3 separate regions of the Homo sapiens genome follow, and all the other regions are linked to region 1. Evidence: chromatin contacts called from ENCODE Hi-C data. All regions are on one chromosome and are shown on one strand. Each heading gives the region's core, a stretch centred on a gene start or an enhancer-like site at or near the end of the contact. The rest is flanking DNA. Distances are from core to core; before and after follow the strand shown.

What was found. A loop is a pair of places that touch in the nucleus more often than their neighbours do. Pooled maps may share reads with other maps.
Region 2: a pooled map shows a loop between it and region 1 (6-fold over the local background). The contact joins two enhancer-like sites. A Hi-C loop is called at or near these places in 10 of 50 pooled maps.
Region 3: a map of endothelial cell of umbilical vein shows a loop between it and region 1 (3-fold over the local background). The contact joins two enhancer-like sites. A Hi-C loop is called at or near these places in 7 of 168 maps with a recorded cell type or tissue (CD4-positive, alpha-beta T cell, CD8-positive, alpha-beta T cell, Calu3 and 3 more) and 17 of 50 pooled maps.

Annotation. Positions count from the first base shown.
Region 1 is chr3:177,049,567-177,052,266 of GRCh38, reverse strand. It overlaps TBL1XR1 (TBL1X/Y related 1), which reads left to right. Exons shown (of 16, transcript NM_024665.7): 5 at 541-763; 6 at 1,657-1,789; 7 at 2,129-2,270. Among named protein-coding and RNA genes, the nearest start is that of TBL1XR1-AS1, 14 kb to the right of the region's middle. Within about 2 kb of position 1,291, at least 4 of the 41 ENCODE cell types and tissues checked have a DNase peak (open chromatin) inside an H3K27ac peak, as active enhancers do.
Region 2 is chr3:178,083,656-178,086,355 of GRCh38, reverse strand. No RefSeq gene overlaps it. Among named protein-coding and RNA genes, the nearest start is that of LINC02015, 270 kb to the right of the region's middle. RefSeq lists a silencer at 1,181-1,475 and an enhancer at 1,181-1,475. Within about 2 kb of position 1,340, at least 15 of the 41 ENCODE cell types and tissues checked have a DNase peak (open chromatin) inside an H3K27ac peak, as active enhancers do.
Region 3 is chr3:178,169,504-178,172,203 of GRCh38, reverse strand. All of the region lies in intron 10 of LOC105374235 (a long non-coding RNA gene), which reads left to right. Among named protein-coding and RNA genes, the nearest start is that of LINC01014, 250 kb to the left of the region's middle. Within about 2 kb of position 1,428, at least 4 of the 41 ENCODE cell types and tissues checked have a DNase peak (open chromatin) inside an H3K27ac peak, as active enhancers do.

The sequences.
Region 1 (2,700 bases), core at 42-2,541:
AATATCAATAAGTAGAGCTTTGGAAATTTTAATAACTCCCTAATATTCAAGAGCACTATAGCCCCATGAAGTCTGTTTCTGCTTTAATATTTGAATCAAATCACAAGAAACTCTTCAGCTCAAAGTTTTTAGTTTTTTAAAAGATGTATTTACTATAATGGGGCACCAGGCCTCTGATCATTATATGAACTATATTCCATATTGTTTGTTGCTTTGACTAACAGAATTTCAGAATCTAATTAATAAGCCTTTTTATCAGCTCGGCCTACATCTTATTATCTCTTTCATTTCAGCTCTATCTGTACAGCTCTATACTGTAATAATAGTATGAATTAAATGAAAAGGAAAATGTAAGCAGTCATTTCCAGTTGCTGCTTGTAGTTTCTTTATTCCCTCCGGACTTCTTATATGAATTCAGAAAGTTCCTAAAAATGTTTTTTTAGGAACGAAGATTTTCATTTCATTTCTGATTTTGTATAAATACAAATAACTTTAAATATTGCCTTTGATTTTTCTTCTCTCACAATTTTCCAAATCCAGGATGGTACCTTGTTTGATGGTCGACCAATAGAGTCTCTGTCCCTGATAGATGCCGTAATGCCTGATGTAGTACAAACAAGACAACAAGCTTATAGAGATAAGCTTGCACAGCAACAGGCAGCAGCTGCTGCAGCTGCCGCAGCTGCAGCCAGCCAACAAGGATCTGCAAAAAATGGAGAAAACACAGCAAATGGGGAGGAGAATGGAGCACATACTATAGCAAGTGAGCTCAGACAAGAATTTTTTTTTAATTACATGGTTTATTTATTTATTTTTTTAAACTTTTAATTCGGGGTACATGTGCAGGTTTGTTATATAGATGAACTCATATCACAGGGGTTTGTTGTACAGACTATTTCATCACCCAGGTACTAAGCCTAGTGCCCAATAGTTATTTTTTCTGATCCTCCTCTTCCTCCCACCCTCCACCCCCCAGGAAGGTCCCAGGAGACAAGAATTTTTAAAAATTTTTTCTCAGAAGAAATGCCCCATCTTCTATGCTGAAATAATTTCATCTGTTAACTTGCACCAACTTGTTTCCCTAACTTGTATCACACAGTTCAATTCAGATTTTTATTCCTAAAGCTCCAAAAAGCTAGATTTACTTTTATTTTCTTTTTAAAATATCTAGAAACCCTTTTCCCATTGTTAAATGAATTTTTACATCTACATTTGATTTCTAAATAAAATTTGTAATACTAGTTATCAACAAATAACCATAGAGCTCTGACATCGAGATAAAAGGCAACTCATGTTATATGAATGATATCAGCAACCCCTACTGGCAGAAACTCAGAATAGTACTGATAGACATTATATTTAATTCAAACCATTTTATCGTTTTATCCATGTTTAGGTCTAATCATTTAAAGTCTCCCATCCCACTCCCACCCCCACCCCTCTAAAAAAAAAGTATGTGGTCAATACTTAATTAAAGATAAGAATTTATTTTCTGTGTGACTAAGACTGTGTAGTCATGTTCAGCTTAACTGGATATAATTGAAAAATGTTACACTGTGTGCGATAAAGGAAGGTATTTGCTAGTTAAGAAATCACCCATCCACCATGTTGTAATACTGCCTAACTGGAAATGCTTACTTGTGTTTCACGATGCAGATAATCATACTGATATGATGGAAGTGGATGGGGATGTTGAAATCCCTCCTAATAAAGCTGTTGTGTTGCGGGGCCATGAATCTGAAGTTTTTATCTGTGCCTGGAACCCTGTTAGTGATCTCCTAGCATCAGGGTATGTTTCTCAAAGTGATACTAAAATGACTTAAAAATATCTTATTGAACATTTTATAAACATATGCATTATTCAGGTTTTCTGTTGTTGCTTAGTTGTGGCCATTTTGTCTCTGTAAATTTTTTATTCCTTCATGAAGTAATTGTAGAATTTTTAATTAAACTTACTATTTCGAGAATGCTTGGGGGTCCCAACGTGTAGAATGGGAAAAATACTGGAAATGAAAATTCGTGATAGTCGTTTTTATTTGCCTTATTAATATTCAGATGTAAATATGTTGCCTTGTTCTGATACGTGAGAATGTCATGAGGATCTAAAATATATTGCATACTTTTATAGGTCTGGAGACTCAACAGCAAGAATATGGAATCTTAGTGAGAACAGCACCAGTGGCTCTACACAGTTAGTACTTAGACATTGTATACGAGAAGGAGGGCAAGATGTTCCAAGCAACAAGGATGTCACATCTCTAGATTGGAATGTGAGTATCACTATATCCATGATGGATATAATTACTAGTATACCTAACCCTCAGAGCCTCATACTCACGGCAGGGTTTGTCTATTTGTTCAGAATTTGGGGTTTTATTAACTAGTAACAACAAACCGGGAGTCGTCCCCTGCCAGCCCTCTCCCCCACTGTGGGACACAGACTTGCCTTAGTCAGACCAAGGTTCAACATCCAGCTCTTCAGTGTATCCCACAGCATATCCTTGGTTAAATTGTTACTTTTTACTCTGTACTTCATTTTCTTTAAATGTCAAGTAGAAGTGTGAAAATGGTACCTAAATATTTGAGATAATAGGTGAAAATTCTTACCATAATAACAAACAACATACTAAATCTATAACAACCGAGTCCTTAGGGGATAAAAGAATTCTGTGTAGCAAAAAACATGTTCTTGTTTTTCTC
Region 2 (2,700 bases), core at 91-2,590, 1.0 Mb before region 1:
TTTATGTGGTATATGCCAAAGAGTACTGTTCTTCTGACACATTATCTTCCTCCTAGAATCTGCAAAAAATCACTGATTATCCTTGATTGACTCATTCATGACCTTAGAAGGGACTGGAAAGTCAGTCTCTGCACAGAAGAAATATGCCTGGATATGCAGCGGGGATGGAAACGGGATTCCCATATGTTATTCCTCAAAATTCTCAGAGTTGATCATCCTAATTTAACATTCCCTTTTTCTCACTCCCATTGCTGAGGTGAAAAAAGAAACTTAGTCATCATTACATTAATTCCAAGTGCTTTCTGATCATCTTGCCATTTTAACATGCTTTGTCCCATTTTCTCTCCCACATGGTGAGTTTGAGTCTTCTGAGAGAACTAACAACTTCAGAGCCTTGAAATGTGCATCCACCACACAAAACTATCTGTAAATACATTGTTTGTTTTGAACAAACCTTCTGTTCTTTTTCTATTTGATTAGTAAGAATAATCAAACATCTAAATAAAAATCATTGTCTGTTACCACTGGAGAGTGTCCAATCCAGTCACAGACAGCTTGGAAGGCTGGCAAAAGGCACCATGCATTGTGCTGGGGGACATCCAAGCCGGCATGGAGGGACCTGTGTGCCATCTGCCCTCACCACTTCTGCTCGGATCCCAGTCCTATCATTTTAATCTCATTAGAACAAGATTCTTGTAAAGCCAAGAGATGAGATTTAGCTGCAGCTCCCAATTTCACAAACTAAAGAAAGCCTCACAATGAGGAGACCAGCTTCTTGAAATAGCTTGAACAACCTCTCAGCTCTCAGGTACAAAGCTGTGTCTCAGTACTGCATGTTCAATAAAGGGTGGAGTACCTTTTCTCTGTGATTTACTTTTCCACACCATGAGATTTGGGAGGAGTTGAAACCTTTCAGGTTATAACTGTATGTTCTCCATGCACGGTGCTGGAAGATGTTATGTGTTAATTGTTTGTTGTTTTAGAGCAAAGCAGGCCCACTGAGAAGCTGTCCCTTTAATATTTGTACAGCTGCATTTACCAGGAAGCAAAGTTCATGAGAAAAAAAAAAAAGCTGAAACCCTTTCTTCACAAAATAAAAACACATTATTGACACCCTATTTAATGACAACATTCAACTGTTTTTTTTCCATCTTTATTTCCCCTCTAAGGCCCAGCTTATTGGCTCATTATGTGCCTGGAACATGAAGGATGACAAGGAGATGGAATTCTGGCTCAGCAGTTTGAGAGCCCAGCCCCCAACTTGCTCAGCCCTCCCCCCTCCTCCTCTCTTGCTTTTCTCTTCTCTCTTCCCCCGCTCTCCCGCCTCCTGCTGCAGATCTCTTTCTGCTGCCTGGCAACCGCACCACAGGCAATGTCACACAGGATTGCTTATTACAGCTTCAGAAAAATAAACAGGAGGAGGAAATTTCTTGCTGTTACATTAGAACTATTATGTACAATGTTCCAAAGCCAGGTAATTCCAAGAGTGATATTATAGTAGAATTTTGCACCATGGTGCCTAGGTCTTTCTTGCATAGATAGAGAGAAGGGTGAAGGAAAAATGAAAAGAGAGTTTTTCGATGGCTTTTAGCCAGCAATGTATTTAATACATCCATTTGGTTGGCACAGACTTCGAATATAACTATTTCTGAGCTTTGAGGACTTGAGCAAGAAATGTTACAGTTGTTATTTGAAAAGTGCAATGTGAATATGAAGAGTAAGCTTCTACTGCTTACCATTATTATCTTCACTCATAATTATCGTGTAGATGGTTTTCACTAGACTTAAGGGCATCACGTCTCATATCTGGTAAGGCAGACAAGACCTATCTTTCCTTTAGTATCATTTATTTGCTTACATGAGGGTCTTTTTCTTTCTTTAGACATTCCCTAAATTTATTGCTTCCAGCAGCTGACAATGATTGAGCACATTTTTGTGTCCCCCTACTGGATAAAATGAGCACAAGAGACCTGGTGGCCCTTCCAGGGATCACACTATCACAGAGAAGATTAACAACTAAACAAATCACTAAAATAAACTCTGCTAATGCATAAAATGGAAAAATCTTTTTCCATTTTCTACTCAGGATTCTATGCCTCTCTGCAACAGGAATGGTTCTATATCAGGATTTTTTTTTGTGTCCCATCTGTTTAGCCAGGCAGTGGAAGGAAGCAGGTTTCTTCCTAATTCAGTTTCCTGAGTGTGATATCCAGGGAGCATAAACACTATTTGAAGTGTATCCCTCCAGAAATCTAAACTCATCTTTAACCTGATTGTAAAATACTTCCGAGTTCCAGATCCCTATCCTTGTTGACCTGAGTCGTTGAAAACAGACTGGCCTATTTACTAGGGTAAGTTAACTACAAATCATAACAAAGACTCCATCCTTGACCTCTTCTTGCACATGAGTCAGCTTGAAAGGCATGGGTCCCCAGTGCAAAATCACAGTATGTGAATGTAGGGAATCCTAGGCATAATGGGTGATTGATGTACGTACCCTGACAGGGCAGGGCAGGGCAGGGCAGGGGTGGTGCCAGGGTGTCTAACAGGACTAATTATCGGCAAACAGTAGGTGTTCAAGGTATGGATGAGAGAAGTCAGTGTAGAATCATTTGGTATGACATTGGAATCAGTGACTGTCACCAAGGAAAATTATTGTAAAGAACTACACAACAGTCTCAGATAGCCAAGGTTCCCTGC
Region 3 (2,700 bases), core at 179-2,678, 1.1 Mb before region 1:
TCACCACTTATTTCTCTCTGTGTATTAGAGTGTGAGTTCTTTCCCTATTTAAAATCAAATACTGTCCTGGATTGCTCCTCCAATATGTCAAATTTTAAAGATGAAAGTCAACTAAGATTTTTGCTATTTGAGTATGTGGCAATAGACATCAGAAACAGATTATGTAGGGAGATGAATGTAATTTTTTTCTTTTTTTTTTTTTTTTTACAAAAAGCTTGAAGGGCTATACTGAAGTGCTCATTATCTAAACATATTGTTAGAGATCAAGTGGTTTCTGTCACAGGGCTTAAACTTCTTTAAATTGCAACCTAATCTGCATAGAAAAAGAAGGTGACTTTTTGTATGACATTGGACTTCAGACCTTGGTCTTTCTGTTTAAGTATACACAAAATTTAAGATTAATCACTTTTTTGCATGGCTTTTCAAATGTGAGAACTCAACTCCCAACTTTCAGACTAAGGAATTTTCAAATTTTGCTCCAGGTATAATAAGTTCTTCTAGCATCCTCCAGGTTCTCAGTTGACTGTTCCAGGTTCTTGATTGTAATATGACAGTGTTTCTCCTTTCGCTTAATGCTTGAGTTGTGTGCTTATGCAGTTTCATATATTTCAGGCATCATCTATTTGTGTTCTTGACCATTGATAATTATCTTATTAATTCTGGTTAGATGTCTTATTTTGGCTAGGGCTGGTGGACAGCCTGTCATATGGCCTCACGGAATATATTCACCACAGCTTCATAACCGTGAATATTCATCATAGCACACATATTTGTGACATTTGAAACTTTTAAGTAAGACACAGATGTTTGAGCAGATTTCTTGATTTATACTCAGCTCACAATTATTGAGTTTAAACATAGTAAATGGTTAACCTCATAGAGTGTCCCCTCCCTGCCCCTGGGAATTCTGAGTAATTCTAGCCAATGCATTTTTTTGAAATTTAATTCAATTCCCATGATAAGTTTAATATCTTGCCTGTGCTGCCACTGAAGATAAAAACTCTTGTCATGCATATATGCATCATATATACCATTTTGGCCTATTTATATTATTTTAGATTTAATTTTTACTACCTTACTGTGATTATGAAGGACAATTAAAGCACCAAATGCGCCCTGTTGGCCCACTTACTTGGTATAATGAAACAAGTATTTATATTTCCCTCCGAAGTGTTTGGATCTACTTTAGAACCACCAGAAATCTTGCTAATTCATGTAGTAGAAAGAGAGGTTGAATGAGTCATGTCAAGTGATCCATGAGATTAATATAGACAAATATGTCATATCCTCATGCATGCAGCTGTGAATGACATATCTACTTTGCCATCTGTAAACTTAATGGACAAAATGTCCCAGTGACTTCTTTAGAGTTCAGAGTAATTCAGTTATCAGCAGGCACATTTCCTGTTGCCTAATACCCAAATCTAATTCCATGGGGAAGCTTTAGTCTGGCTCTTGGAGTAGGTAGAAAAATCTGCTAACCACATTATGCTCTTTCATAACCACATTGAATTGTACTGTTAGCTAACACTGAGTAAATGCAAATGTCGTATACTTTGAGACAATATATGCTTTATATGAATCGATGTTCATTCTTGCTACATTTATATTTTAACTCAGTAGTGAAATTTAACAATGCACAGTAATATAAAAACTATCATTTATTTCTGTGCTTAATAAGATCTGAAATAAACCTTTCTGTAAAGTAACTATATAGCATCTTTAATTTACATTTTATTTATGTTATGTAACATTTGCTATTTTTATAATGAATGTCATATTATTTGCTCCACATTGAAAAATATGTAGCATTTCTTCCAGGAATATCTATTACCTTTCTTACTATCTGTCAAATCAAAATCTTAATTTTTCTGTTGCTTCTTATGTAATTATTTCAATTTACAGAATAAAATTTCTAATTTTTAATACACTTAATTTATATAAGAATTTCAGCTTTACAGAAAAATTGAGAAGATAATACAACAAATAATTTACCTAAACACACACACACAGATACACACTGTACATACACTTTTCTCCTATTATTAATATCTTACATTAGTGTGGGTCATTTGTTATAATTAGTGAACCAATACTGGTATATTATTGTGAATTAAAGTTCATATTTCACATTAAGTCTCCTCTTTGTGTTGTACAATTCTCTGGGTTTTGACTAATGTATAATCTAATTTATCAATAATTGCAGTTATCACCCTGGACTTGTAAGAGCTATTGATCTTGTTATTATCTCTGCAGTTTTAATTTTTCCAGATATTTATATGGTAGTAATCATACAGTGTATAGACTTTCAACAGTTCCTTCTCTTATTTAGCAATAAATATTTAAGGTTTTTCTATTTTTTTTGAGCTTTATACCTCAAAGCTTTTTATTGTTGGATAATATTACATCATATGATGTACCATAATTTGTTTATATTCATTCACATATTAAAATCAACTTGGTTTCTACGAAGTTTTGGCAATTATGAGTAAAGCTGTCATAAACATTCATGTACATATGTTTTCTATTAATTTTGGTATATACCAAGAATATGACTGCAGCCTCATATGATAAGCACATTTAGCTTTGTAAGAAGCTGCCAAACCATCTTCCAAAGTGCCTATGGGATTTTGCGATCCTATCAACAATGAAGAAAAGTTCATGTAGTTCCACATCCTTACTAGTATTACTAGTTAATGT